2 separate regions of the Homo sapiens genome follow, and region 2 is linked to region 1. A link is a contact called in ENCODE Hi-C or POLR2A ChIA-PET data. All regions are on one chromosome and are shown on one strand. Each heading gives the region's core, a stretch centred on a gene start or an enhancer-like site at or near the end of the contact. The rest is flanking DNA. Distances are from core to core; before and after follow the strand shown.

Region 1 (7,046 bases), core at 508-3,007:
CTGCCTCTGACCTGCAGCCCCTCACGTCCTCACAAGGGAGGATATCCCCCTCCCAGGGCCAGCCACGGTTCAACGCGGTGCATGAGCACAAGGTGCTGGGTGGGGCCAGGGGACACCTGTCTCAGGCTCAAGGCTAAGGAAGGGAGGAACGCTACTGAGCAGAGCTGTGCGGCCCCAAGGCCGGCTCCAGGCAGGCGGGGCAACGCCAGCTCCCAGGGCGGGAGGGGACGGGGGAACAGCCCCTGGGAGGCGCCAGGGTCGTGGGGGTGTTGGGGAGGTGAGGGACAGGGTGCCGCTCTGGGGGTGGTCAGAGTCCTGCTGGTCTGGCGCTGACAGGACTCAGGTCCACCTCCCTGCCTGCATACAAGGGGAGACTGAGGGTCTTCACGCCCATTCATCCCGCTCAACGCTGAAATGAAAGGAGGCAAGGAAAGAGGGAGAGGGCAAGGGAGGGAGAGAGGAACCAAGGGAGAGAGGGAAGAAGGGAGGGAGAAGGAGAGGGAGTTCGGGGAGGGAGAAGGGGAGGAGGAGAAGAAGCTGGAAAGGGAGGGGAGGGAGGAGATGGGGAGGAGATGGGAGGCAGGGGGAGGGGAGGGAGGAGATGGGATAGGGGAGGAGATGGAAAGCAGGGGAGGGGAGGGGAGGGAAGGCAGGGGAGGGGAGGGAAGGCAGGGGAGGGGAGGGGAGGGAAGGCAGGGGAGGGGAGGAGATGGAAGGCGGGGGAGGGGAGGGAAAGCAGGGGAGGGGAGGGGAGGGGTCTAGCGGCACCTAGAGAGTGTAGACAGTGCTGGCTGTTCTGAAGGGGCTGCAGCAGCTCTCCGAGTCTTTTCTGGGGCCTCTTGGGCCTGTTGACCCTCACGCGGTCCTTGCCCCTGTGGGCACTTCTTCCTGCCTCCTGGACAGTGGTGGGGGTGTTGGGGGTTGGGGTTCTGTCTCCCACCCACCAGGGCCTCAGGAATCTCTGGCAGCACTGGCCCCTTGCCCTGGGCCACGGGACACTGCTAGGCTGATGTTTGCAGCCCCGTGGCCACGGCTGTTGCAGCCCCTGCCCCCTGCCCAGGGGTCAGCAGGTCCCAAGAGCCGCAGAGTCCCCCTCCGCCGTCTGCCTCAGTTCAAGCTCTGGCCCTTCCTTCACCAAGAAGAAAACTCAGTGGGCCCACTTGATGCTTGTTTTCCCTGAAAATAATAATATAATAATAATAATAATGGCTCCTGACTTATTTAATAATAAAATTGTAGAACATTTATAAAATAGAAGAAAACCACAACCTCACCCCAAAACCCGGAGCGGGAAGGCCTGATGGCAAGCGTCTGCTCGGCCCTTCCAGCCTGTCCCTGGCACGCTGACCCTGCTTGGGACTCTCCTTGCCCGATCGAGCCTGCCCCGGGGCACCAGAGGACAATAAACCCGTGAAAGCTAGGCTCGGTGACCAGGGCTGCCCCAGCGAGGGTGAAACAGGGCTCAGCCAGGAGGGCTGGGGCAGCGGCAGGTGTCCAGCCACGGGGTGGGGCTGGTTCCCTGGGGCCTGTCCCAGGAGGGGCATTAGGGTAAAAGATCTGACTGTAAGGCCTCAGGCAAGCACAGGTGGGAAACCTCTGCAGGTCCCAGAGGCCAGGCCAGGGGGGCAGTTTGGGGCAGGCAGGGGGCTGGAGGGGAAGAGCAGGGGCTTGGTAATGGCCTTGACTTTCACCAGCCTGGAGACCAGCCGCAGAGTGGGGCGAGCTTTGCTTTCTGGGTTCTGACTTTGAGCGGCGGGCTCTGTGCTCTGGTGGGCTGCCAAGTCCCAGTGAGTCTGTCTCCAGGGGAAACTGCCTATTTGTTTAGGAAAATATGTTAATGGCCTTTTGGGTAGTGGGAGGAAAATCTCAGGGCACCGTCTGAAATCAACAGAGTCAAAGTGGCTCACAGCACAGGAGGGGTGTCCCACGGGGCGCAGGGCTGCCTCAAAGGCGGAACTGTTAGGGGCCCTCAGATTGGACCCAAGGGGCAGGGGAGAGGGGATTTGATACAGGATAAATTGTACGTAGTTTTAATTTAATTTATCTGATGACTAGAGATGTTAAGCATTTCTACTTTGGACATTTGATTTGTTTCATTTAAATCGTCTTAGGCTGGTCTTTCTCCATTTTTTTACTGGGATATTTGTTTTTTTTTAAATTAGTTTTGTGGTTCTTCATCTGTGGCAAATACTTTTTCCTGTTTGTCACTTGACTTTTAATTTATTTAAGGTATTTTTATAAATAAAAATGTTAAAATTCTATGCACTCAAATTTGTACATATTTTCCCTTGATGAAGACTGTTTGGTTTATGCTTAGAAAGTTCTTATCAAATTCAAAATTGGTGCAATACTTACAGACGTATGTGTTTTTATTTATAGAATGATTTGCTTTTTTATTTATTCTCTAGCCCACCTGGAATTGATTTATGTGAACACTTGGCTAGGAATATAATTTTATTTTTTCTCCAAGTAATGAACCTGCCTTCCCGGGACACTTGCGGTGTTTCATCCTGCGGCCGCCTGGGCCCTTGTGGTTTTGTGCTTTGAGTGGTGCTTAACGAAAGGGCCTCTGGAAGTGTGTGTGCGGCTTAAAGGAGACTCGGAAGACTGAGCCACGTCTCGGGATCAGGAGCGTAGAGCTGGCACCCCCCTAACAGGAACCCTGGGAGGCAAGCTGTTGCCAGGAGACCCTCACACGGGCAGCAGCCTTGGTTAAGAGATGGGCCCACCCAGAGCAGCCTGGTGGGGTATCAGGAAAGAAAAGGCCTGATCTTGCTCTCCTCCCACCTCCATCTCCTGCCAGTTCCTCCCTTTGCCAAACCCAACTAGAAGGCAGAGGGCATGGGAGTCCCCTGGTACTGCCGCGGAGGCGGATCCCAGAACGCCCCCAGCACACAATGTCCTCACTAGCAACAACTAAAGCTAGAAATCACAGACGATGTCTTCAAAGTTCTGGGGCAAAACGATTTTAAACCAGATTCTTTACGCTGCTGAACTATCAGCAAGCAGGTGTGTGGTGTGTTGCAGACGCTTATGAAACCACGGAGGGGACGAGGCCGCACGGAGGGAGGAGTGATGTGGTGAGAGGTTCAGAGGCTGGGTTAGCGACAAGATGGAACAAAAAGCTCATGGAGAGTTCCACTTCCACGTGGGAGGTGGCAGCCCACGGCAGGCCAGTGATCCTGCAACCACGACGAGAAAAAGCCAGGGGGTGTGTGAGAATCCTGCCTCCAAGGGCATCAGAGAGCTGTAGAGGCAACTAGGCAAGGGACAAGCACCCCCAAGCTGAGCCGAGTGTTTCCCAGCTGCCTGCTGGCTGGACACCGGTCTGGCCCAGACAAGAGGCCACTTCTGGACAAAGAGAAATGGCAAAACTTTTGGTGCTTGCCACGGAGCTAAAGGCAGATTGGAAACTCGAGGGGCTCAAACAAACCACTGGTTCTTCTGAGGGGCATGTGCTGAGTCTATGGCCACAGGGGAGGCTGGGAGGTGGGAGTTTAGCTAAGTCCTAAGGCAGAGTGGACTCTCTGGCCCTCCCATCCCTGGGGACAGAGTTCCTCAAGCATATCCTCTCCATCTCTGTCAAATCATTCATGTGATTACAAAGCCAGGAGACATAGAAGGCTGGAGAGTTCAGCTGGAACCTCCAAAAGGCAGAGCCAGGCCTTGTGCAGACCTCAGGGAAACGGAGGTCTGCCAGGCAGGCAAGGCCATACCCAAGTGTGGGTAGACTGAGTCTCACTAAAACTGCAAGCTGCTCCTCCCAGCACAACCCTGGCCGGAGGGACACGGTGAGGCTGCGCTCTCTCTGCCTTAACGAGGAAAAGAGACCCTCGCTGGTGCGGATGAGATCACCCGGGTCTCACCGGCTCTTTTATACACAATGTCAGGCATTTAATAAACAACTTTCAGACATGGAAAGAGGCAAGAAAATATGGCCAATAACTAAGAGGAAAAAAGAGACAATAGAAGTAGACCCCGCAGTGATCCAGACATTACAGTTTGCAGACAAGGACTTTAAATTAACTACAGTGAATAAATTTGTATTAGTTCGTTTTCACACCACTATAAAGAACTACAAGAGGGGCCGGGCGCAGTGTCTCACTCCTGTCATCCCAGCACTTTGAGAGGCTGAGGTGGGTGGATCACTTGAGGTCAGGAGGCCAGCCTGGCCAACATGGTGAAACCCCGTCTCTACTAAATATACAAAAAATTAGCCAAGCATAGTAGTGCATGCCTGTAGTCCCAGCTGCTCCGGAGGCTGAGGCAGGAGAATCGCTTGAATCTGGAAGGTGGAGATTCCAGTGAGCTGAGATCGCACCACTGCACTCCAGCCTGGGCAGCAGAGTGAGACTCTGTTTCAATTAAAGAACAAAAAGAACCACCTGAGACTGAGTTATCTATAAAGAGGTTTAATTGACTCAGAGCTCCACATGGCTTGGGAGGCCTCAGGAAACTTACAATCATGGTGGAATGGTGGAAGGCAAAGGGGAAGCAAGGCTCGTCTTACATGGTGGCAGGAGAGAGAGAGCGCAAGGGCGGGGTAACTGCCAAACCCTTTTCTTTTTTTTTTTTTTGAGACAGAGTCTCCCTCTGTCGCCCAGGCTGGAGTGCAGTGGCGTGATCTCAGCTCACTACAACCTCTTCCTCCTGGGTTCAAGAGATTCTCCTGCCTCAGCCTCCCGAGTAGCTGAGATTACAGGTGTGTGCCACCACGCCCAGCTAACTTTTGTATTTTTAGTAGAGACGGGGTTTCACCATGTTGGTCAGGCTGGTCTTGAACTCCTGACATTGTGATCCACCCGCCTTGGCCTCCCAAAGTGCTGGGATTACAGGTGTGAGCCAACAGCGCCCAGCCTGCCAAACACTTTTAAGCCATCAAATCTTGTGAGAACTTACTGTCATGAGAACAGCATGGGGGAATCGCCCCCATGATCCAGTCACCTTCTACCAGGTCCCTCCCTGGACATGTGGGGATTACAATTCAAGATGAGATTTGGGTGCAGACACAGAGCCAAACCACATCAGTATTACAGAATTCAAGGAGGGATCGAATAAGTTAAATAAAAAGCTGAAAAACTTCAGCAAAGAATTGAAATCTGAAAAAATAATTTAATTAATTAATTAATTAATTAATTACTTTAGAGATGGAGTCTCGCTCTGTCACCCAGGCTGGAGTGCAGTGGTGCGACCTCAGCCCACTGCAAGCTCTTCCTCCCGGGTTCACGCCATTCTCCTGCCTCAGCCTCCCAAGTAGCCGGGACCACAGGTGCCCACCACCACGCCTGGCTAATTTTTTTGTATTTTTAGTAGAGATGGGGTTTCACTGTGTTAGCTAGGATGGTCTCGATCTCCTGACCTCGTGATCCTCCTGCCTTGGTCTCCCACAGAGCTGGGATTACAGGCGTGAGCCACCGTGCCCGGCCAATTTAAATTATTAAGATATCAAATGGACATGCTGTAACTATAATATTCAGTATCTGAAATTAGCAGTTCCATCGATGGCTTTAATAGCAGTTGGACACAGCTGAACACCAGATTGGTGAACCGGAAAATGGATTAATAGAAAACATTCAAACTATAGCACAGAGACTGTAAAAACAGATAAGAAGAAAACCAGAGAAACCTGTGACAGGCGTGTGGAGCACGCTCCAAAGTTCCAATGCTCTCATCACTAGAGTCCCAGAAGGAGAGGAGAGAGCAAATGGGGCAGAAGCAATGTGCAAGAAGATCATGGCCTAGAACTCAAGAATGAATTCACGAATTCAAGAAGCTCTGCAAGACACAAGAGAAAAATTAAGCTAATGAAAAACAAGGCAGCAGGGCACAGCAGCTCATGCCTGTAATCCCAGCACTTTGGGAGGCTGATGTGGGAGGATTGCTTGAGCCCAGGAGTTTGAGACCAGCCTGGGCAACACAGATACATCCCATCTCGACGAAAAATACAAAATTTAGCCAGGCATGGTAGCACATGCCTGTTGTCCCAGCTGCACAGGAGGCTGAGGTGGGAGGATTGCTTGAACCCAGGAGGTGGGGGCTGCAATGAGCCGTGTTCATGCCACTACACTCCAGCCTGGGCAACACAGGGAGACCCTGTGTCAAAGAAAAAAAGAAAATGGGGGGGGGGGGTGAAAAAGAAAGGCAATATTAACATCAGGAAACTATAGTTATACAACAAAGGAAATGTAATCAAATTTTATGTCATAGCCCAGATCTGAGTCATATTTACCTAACACAAACACTAACTTTGATTTAATGAAAAACTATGGCCGGGCACGGTGGCTCACGCCTATAATTCCAGCACTTTGGGAGGCCAAGGTGGGCAGATCATGAGGTCCGGAGTTCGAGACCAGCCTGGCCAACATAGTGAAACCCCGTCTCTACTAAAAATACAAAAATTAGCCAGGTATGGTGGCGGGCACCTGTAGCCGCAGCTACTCATGAGGCTGAGGCAGGAGAATCCCTTGAACCCAGGAGGCAGAGGTTGCAGTGAGCCAAGATTGCACCACTGCACTCCAGCCTGGGCAACAGAGTAAGACTCTGTCTCAAAAAATAAATAAATAAATAAAAAATTGTGATTTATCCCAAAAAAAATAGGAAGAAAAGAAGTTCATGGGTCTGTGTGGTGATAGAGGCCATGTAAGAGAACTTAACTTTCATCTTCCCATCTACGGTCAACAGATAATATATAAAACTCAAAAACCAAGCAACAACAAGGTAAGTGTGTTATTTAGAAATATGTAGGTAAATACCTAAAAAAATTTCTGCAAAGAGCTGAAAGTGGTGGCCTCTGAAGAGGAAGAACTTTCTAGAAGTCAGACAGATTAGGTAAGGGGCTACAGCATTTGGTTATAAGCCTTGCCGCACAGTTCAAATTTTAACATTAATTATGGTTTTGATTAAAATTAAGGTTAATGGATATCAAACATTATCAAATGCCTTTTTGTTATCTATTGACAATCAAATGATTATATTTCTCATTTAACCTATTGATATAATTAAGTTATTAGATTTTATAATATTAATTCATCCTTGCCTTCAAGGAA
Region 2 (7,321 bases), core at 2,398-4,897, 160 kb after region 1:
TGTTGATGTCTTCACTGGTTGCCATTGCCCAGGAGGGTGTTTACAGCACAGCGCTCTGATCAGCAGCTGCGGATCTACTCTTGGTGAAGAGCAACCATTAGATTAGGCTCAAGTGTGGAAATTAACCGCAAACCAGATTCTAAAAGCAGACCTCCTGCCAGTGGTCTGGTCTCCTTTGGAAGACAGTGTGATCCTTGTCTGCCTGACGCAGCTCAGGCCCATTCCTACCAGCTCAGTAAGGGCCGGCATGGCTGAGAGCCCATCGTGGACCCTGGGAGGAGACTGATGGGAGGCTCCCCTTTCTGGGCTGTGTAACCTCACCGTGCCCCGCTTCCTCGTGAGCATGCACCCATGGCTGGCAATGACTGTGAGGAGTGACAGAGTGAATTCCACCGGGCCGGCAGCACCATTCAGGAAGCACTAACTGCTGTGAGGGCCTGGAGCCCTGTGCCCTATGGTGGCCGCCCCCTCTCCCTCCAGATGTGCTCTGGTGGCGGGGGGGGGGGGGGGCGTGGCGTGGGGGACACGTAGAAGGAAACATGGCTGTTTATTTCCTTTCCGGATGGGGAAGGCTTTTCTAAACTCCACATAGTTGAAGGAATTTGTAGAGGCAAAGACTGATGGATTCGAGTAAATAAAACTGGCAGGACTTTTCTTAGGCTCTTAGAGTTTAAATGTGATTAAAAGGCAGACTGGGAATATATTTTTAAAAACAACAATAGGCTGGTTTAACAATTTTTATAAAGAACTCTTATAAATGAAAGAGAACATGTAAAATTCCAATAGAAAGATGGTCAAAAGCTTCTCTTAGAATCTAGCCCAGCCCCATCCAATAGAAATGGTGTGTAAAGTGCATATGTCATTTCAAAGTTTGAAGAGTCACATTTTAAAAAGCAAAAAGAAATAGGTGAAATTATTTTAATAATATATTTTATTTCACCCAGTGTATCTAGAATGTTATCATTTCAACATATAATCAGTATACAGTTATTAATGAGACATGTTATCTGTTTTTGTGTGGCCTTCAGAACCGGGTGTGTTTGACCCTGAGCCGTGGCCGCACAGATGGCAGGAGCGAGGGGAGGTGGCTGCCAGGTAGTGCCCCTTCCTTGCTTACAGCTGAAGCAGCACCTGGCATTCCCATTCTTGGCCTCTGGGTGCCGAGGGTGGGTCCATTTGGCTGCCTGACGTGTGTCCCCAGCACTGCAGATGGGTGGTTCCTCTTTAAGCTACCTGGTGTTATACAGCAGTGGCCTCAAACTTGCTCTTGCCCTCTGACCCCAGCCCTCCCCTCCTAAGAGCTCCAGAAACACAGACTCCACGTGAGGGAACCCCAGCTCTGTTGTAGGGCAGTGCGCTGCCCGCCTGCTCAACTTCAGGTGACGAATGGCCCCATCCTCTCGAGCCAGGGCCCTGCAGCTGTTCAGTGTCTTCATGAACTTTCAGTGACTCAGGAAAGTGGCTGAAGATAAAAATCTCATCGTACATCTTTGAAGGGAGTTGTGTTACATTTGCATGCATAGCGGAAGATTGGCTGTGGGGCGACGGGAGACCTGAACAGAAGGTTCTTCTGTGTCCCCTCTTTTTCTGGAAGTCTCCAGTGTGGCTCCAGGGTTGGTGCTAGTGGCTGTGGAATGAGTGTTCACTTGCTGCTGCGTGGTTTGGCCCTTCCCTCTGCATTGTGCGGACAGCCCTGTGCTGCGGCAGTTCTCCACATGCATTCCACACGTGAGCATCCATGAGGGGTGGGTATCCACAAGGGAATGGCATCCACGATGGCCAGGTGGCCTCCGGGGAAGCTGTCCTCCAGGGAAGGCATCCATGAGGGAGGGTCCATGAGTGGAGGGTATCCATGAGGGAGGGGTGTCCACAAGGGCAGGGTGTCCTCCAGGGGAAGCTGCCCTCCAGGGAAAGACAATCATAAGGGGAAAGTGTCCATAAGGGGAAGGCATCCAAGAAGGGTGGGCGTCCTTGAGGGGAGAGTGTTCTTGAGGGCAAAGCGTTCTTGAGGGAACGTCATCCTCGAGGGAAAAGCATCCTCCAGGGGAAGGTGGCATCCATGAGGGAAAGGTGTTCATGGAGGAGGGCGTCCTCGAGGATAGGGTACCCTCTAGGGAAAGACATCCTTCAGAAAGGCATCTATGAGGGGATGATGTCCTCCAGGAAAAGGCGTCTATGAGGGAAAGCCATCCATGAAGAAAAGGCGTCCATGAGGGTAAGGTGTCCATGAGGGGAAGGCGTCCATGAGGGAAAGCTGTCCATGAGGGGAAGACGTCCATGAGGGGAAGGCGTCCATGAGGGGAAGGCATCCTTGAGGGGAAGGCATCCTCCAGGGATATGTGTCTGTGAGGGGAGGGTGTCCTCTAGGGAAAGGCCTCCATGAGGGAAAGACGTCCTTGAGGGGAGGTGTCCTTGAGGAAAAGATGTCTATGAGGAGATGGTGTCCATAAGGGAAAGGTGCCCATGAGGGGAGGGTGTCCTTGAGGGGAAGGCAAGCTCTAGGGAAAGGCATACATGAAGAGAGGCCATCCTTGAGGAAAAGGCATCCATGAGGGAAAGGCTTTCATGAGGGAAAGATGTCCATGAGGGGAAGACATCCATGAGAGGAAGACGTCCATGAGGGGAAGACGTCCATGAGGGGAAGACATCCATGAGGGGAAGACATCCATGAGGGGAAGACATCCATGAGGGGAAGACATCCATGAGGGGAAGGCATCAGTGAAGTGAAAGTGTCCATGAGGGTGGGGGGCGGGTGGGGCCTCGGTCGCACCTGCCATGACCCTGGACTTAACCTTGCCCTGCCCTGTGCGGTGGTGGGGGCCGGGAGGCGGCGGGGGCGGCGGGGGACGTGCTTCTTAAACTAGAGCTGATTTGTGGGAGCTTCGATGGCCCAAGCCCGGACTTTGTTCGGGTTAGAGCCCTGCGTTTCCACCTCTGCCCGTGGCGTCTCCGGCAGCAGCTTCTGGCTCCATCTGCAGATTTGCTTAAGTCACTTGCCCTATCTCTGGGGGGAAGGCTGCTGCATGTGGTCAGTGTGGTAGAACCCACAGTCTCCCCAAAAAACCTCTAGGCTGTGCTTGGGTGGGGCCTGCTGGGTCCCACACCCCTCCCCATGGTGGCCCAGCCCCACGCAGGGCCAAGGAAAGGCAGCTCCAGATCACACAGGCTGGCCAGGCTGCCTGCGGTGAGGTCATGGAAACTCATGGTGTCCTGTGTGCAGGGCGGAGAGAAGAACAGGCCCCTGCCCACACAGCTGCTCCGTGTGCCCTGGCCGGTCCCATCGGCTGCGCCTTGAGGAGGCTGTCTGACCAGGGGCCTGTGGGAACCTGGGTCTGGTTGGTCACAAACAGGCCTCTTTCTGGGGTCCCAGCACCCGTTGCAGCCCAGCCCAGCCCCGAAGGGACCTGGAGAGGAGAGCCCCCACCCAGGGCAAGGGTGGGCAGCGGGGATTTTAAACAGGGTGTTTTCCAGGCGTCGTTGGCAAGTAACTGTGGCCTTTTTCTATCAAGAAATTCCCGTGTCCCTCTGCGCGCCTTATCTTGGCATGGGGCTTCCACTGGGGTGCTGTGCAGGATGTAATTCCTTTTTAGGTCACTCCGATACTCCTCTTTGGAGAACGCCTGACAGGGCCTGGCTGTTGCTATTTTTAACACCGAGTCTTGGCCGTGCCGATGGACGTGGCCTGGGCAGGCCTGTGCTGCCTGTTTCCTGGGAACCAGGGGCCCTTCGTGCTGGGCCCCGCTCCGCGGCAGAAGCAGGGTGCTGCTTGTTTGGCTGGTGAACGTGCTTTTTCTTGCCATGCCTTTCCAAGATATTTTTCCTGGGCCTTCCTATGAAGCATCCAGTTCAAGGACACTATAATAAAACAACCCATGTGGTTTTATTGACTGCCCTTTTTTCCTTTAAGGTAGGAGCACCTGCTTTTTCACTGTAGAATTTTGGTGAAGAAAATGCACAGCTTTGGGCCGTGACTTCCCCGATAGTTCCAAGGTCACGCATGCCAGTGTCATTGTCACTCAGGGCGTGAAGTGCTGAGCAGAAGCTCAGACTCGTGGGTGGAGATGTGCACCCCCATGGGGGTTGTGTCTCTTCACAGCCCTGCCTGGTAACCTGGGGACACTCGGTCACATCTGTGCTTTGCAGCAGTGTGTTTCCAGCCAGGCCTGACCCAAGCGTGCTGTCCGACACTGTGGCGTGGCCTTTCCTGTCCATCCTCTGCGGTCCAGCAATATGTTTTGTTGAAGGGATCTTTGTCCAGGATCGTGCAGGCTGCAGAGGCTCCCAGGCCAGCCCTGGGGAGCTGCTTGGCTTTCTGCAGCTGCCTAGAGCTCTGTGTGTGTCCCTGTCCTCCCGGATGCCAGGGCGCCTGTGTCCCCTGTGGCTGTATCTCTCTGGCACGGGCCAACGCCTGTGGTGTGAGTAGCTGTGTCTGGCTGGTGTCACCTCACTCTGTCCAGCCTGTGCTGAGCCTGGATGCCAGCATTGTTGACACCTCACAGCGACCGTCTCAGGAAGGCATGTGCCGAAGTGGATCCTCTGAGAGGCAGGAACCAGGCCCCAGAATTCCCGCCAGGAAGGGGTCCAGCAGGAGCCCGTGCCCGGTGTGCTTCCTGGAAAGCCCACACTTCCACCCACCACCACTGCACCCCGCCCAGATTGTCATGGGCACTGACTGAATTGATCAGGAACTTGGGAGCCAGGTGTGAAATGCAGCCATTATTAAAAATCAAATTATATAAACCTGTAATAAAGTAAATATATTAAAACCAAAGGCAATAAATGCCCCACACTCATCCCTTCCTAATTATTGTACTGTTACGTATGATCTTGACTATTTAGCTCTGTGTCTGGGTGAGGGAAATACTCACACAGTATTTGATGTGTGAATGATGGTGCCTTGCCGAGCACCTCTCCTACCCCAGGTTCAGTGATGCCACATCGGTGGCTTAGCGTTGGCCATGGCGGGGCATTCACACCTCGGAAGGGCAGTCCCAGGGCCTCGCCTGGAGAGCTAGTATTGAGAGCTTTCGAGCACACCACTGCCTGGGGAGTTGGGGGGCTGGTTCTGTCTCCCTTCCCCATGGAGGAGGCCTCTGTCCCCAGGGCAGGGGCTCCTGGGTGCTGGCTTACTTGGTCAGGTAAAGACATTGCAACAAAGGTGCCCTGTCCCTGGCTGCCTTTTGTGGTGGTGCTAGCCACCCATCAGCTTCAGTAGTGAGCTCCCGGACCTCAGCCCCTGCCTGGCTCCCTTTAGTGGGCGAGGTGCTTGAATCCTGGCTGTTGGGAGTCATTGCTCATCAGTGAAGCATTTACATTTACCCGGTACATTCTGCAGCTTCACTCACTTGCAGAGGAAATATTTTTTTTTCTGTTAGCCAAAAATGTCCAATAGTAGGTCACGAAAACCCATCCTCTTCAAATGAGCTATTTTGAGTTTCTCGCCTTGTGCAGTGACTAAATCTGTTTTAAAACGAAGTCTCTGATGTGCGTGTCTGTCGGCTCTGGTGAGGCCACTGCAGGTGCCCAAGCGTGGAGTGGGTTCGTACTGTCTGAGCCTGGGCACCGCACCTCCTCCAGAGCTGGCAAACAGAAGTGTTTTCAAGCTGAATCCCCAAGCAGGACGTTGGTAAGAAACAGAGATTCCCTCTTTTCTCCCTGGCCTTGCCATTATGAGACCAGGAAAGATCACAGACCTCAGAGAAGGTCATGATTTTTCCATTGTTCAGAGGCACTCACTCGAAGGCCCTGGGGGTGGCTTTGCGCAGCTCCAGGGCTCCTGCCTTGGGTGTTGCTGGCTGGAGGGAATGTGTTTTTTGGGTTTCTGGTTTTGTTCCTACAGAGTTAGTTAAACAGTGAGCACGTTCAGCAAACTTATTGTGACGATTTCAAGCCCATATAAACATGGAGAGAATCCTTTCCGTGCCCAGCACCCACGCTCAGCTGTGAAGCTCGTGGCCAGTTCTGCTTCAGACCCCTCCACCTGCTCTTCCCACCCCTGAGCATTTGAAGCAAAAACCAGACAGTGCATCACTTCATTCGTGACTATTTCAGTAGGTATTTCAAAGAATACAGACCCTACACAGTAGCTTTATATCTAAAAAGATGATCAGTAATTCCAACCTATTCAATATCCAGTTAGGATTTAGATGTTCTCAGTTGTCTCATAATTGTTTTTTACAGTTCATGTGTTACAATTAATTGATGTTTTGATGGAAATTGTTTTGTAGCTTTCGTGAAGTTAGGAGTGCCATCTCCCTTGGCGGGTGTGCCCCGGAGAGGCGTGTCATCTCCCTTGGCAGGTGTGCCCCGGAGAGGCGTATCATCTCCCTTGGTGGGTGTGCCCCGGAGAGGCGTATCATCTCCCTTGGTGGGTGTGCCCCGGAGAGGCGTATCATCTCCCTTGGTGGGTGTGCCCCAGAGAGGCATGTCATCTCCCTTGGGTGTGCCCCGGAGAGGCGTGTCATCTCCCTTGGTGAGTGTGCCACGGAGAGGAGTATGCATTCTGTGTTCTGCAGGTGTCAGATGTGGTTTTCTGTCGTGCCAAGTGGACCACGGAGCTTGACTGTGTCCTGCATCTTGACTGCTTGTGTGTGTTGGTCTAGATCCATTGAGTGCCAAGGGAGGGCGCTAAAGTCTCCTACAGTGGTTGTGGGATTGTCTGTTTCTCCTTTGTTCTGTCAACCTCTGCCCAGTGTGTTTTTTGTTATTAGCCATATACACATTTGTGGTTGTGCTGTCTTCCTGAGAGTTGTCTCGGTCATCACGAATGTTCTTCTTCGTCTCCTGGAGCCTTGGTCCAATGAATGTTGCCGCCACTGCGGCTCACGGTGGCCCTCCCAGGCTCTCGGCCGGCAGCCCTGCCTGGCTCACCGCAGCCCTCCCAGGCTCATGGCTGGTGTGGTGTGTGCTTTCCTGTTTGCTCTCTGTCTGTTTGTGTCTTTATCCTGAAAGTGTGTCTCTTACAGGCAGTGTGTCCTTCAGTCTTGTTTTTTATCCACCCTGTAGCTCCCAGCCTTGCAATTGGAAAGTCCAGAACAGCCTCAGCTGACGGAACTTCCTGATGAGAGTTCCAGTCTGTGGCATTCACAATGGCAGCCACTGGCCACCTGTGGCTTTTGATGGCGCATATTTGAAATGTGATTCGTGCTGTCAAAGAACTCAGTTTTTAAACATTTATTTCGTTTTCTTTTAAATAGCCACATTTGACTTGTGACAGCTAGATAACACAGTGCCAGTCTAGACCACTAACCCTGTTATAACTGTTGATGTGGTTGAATTGGGGTCTGCCATTTTTTATTTTTCTGTTTGTACACTGGTTTTT

Evidence for each region. A loop is a pair of places that touch in the nucleus more often than their neighbours do. ChIA-PET counts read pairs that join two places held with the same protein, here RNA polymerase II (POLR2A). Pooled maps may share reads with other maps.
Region 2: a loop to region 1 is called in a map of breast epithelium, with 18 times the contacts of the local background. The contact joins two enhancer-like sites. A Hi-C loop is called at or near these places in 38 of 168 maps with a recorded cell type or tissue (GM11168, HAP-1, HepG2 and 27 more) and 11 of 50 pooled maps. POLR2A ChIA-PET finds 5 or more read pairs at or near these places in 3 of 52 experiments (AG04450, H1 and Panc1).

What each region holds. Positions count from the first base shown.
Region 1 is chr10:132,467,919-132,474,964 of GRCh38, forward strand. LOC105378569 (a long non-coding RNA gene) reads left to right here. Exons shown (of 3, transcript XR_007062343.1): 3 at 1-173. Among named protein-coding and RNA genes, the nearest start is that of LINC02870, 26 kb to the left of the region's middle. Within about 2 kb of position 1,758, at least 12 of the 41 ENCODE cell types and tissues checked have a DNase peak (open chromatin) inside an H3K27ac peak, as active enhancers do; they include body of pancreas, gastrocnemius medialis, heart right ventricle and 4 more, where a contact is called at or near this core.
Region 2 is chr10:132,627,969-132,635,289 of GRCh38, forward strand. The region is part of intron 2 of INPP5A (inositol polyphosphate-5-phosphatase A); the gene reads left to right. Among named protein-coding and RNA genes, the nearest start is that of INPP5A, 94 kb to the left of the region's middle. RefSeq lists enhancers at 557-5,340, 6,345-6,854. Within about 2 kb of position 3,648, at least 25 of the 41 ENCODE cell types and tissues checked have a DNase peak (open chromatin) inside an H3K27ac peak, as active enhancers do; they include body of pancreas, gastrocnemius medialis, heart right ventricle and 4 more, where a contact is called at or near this core.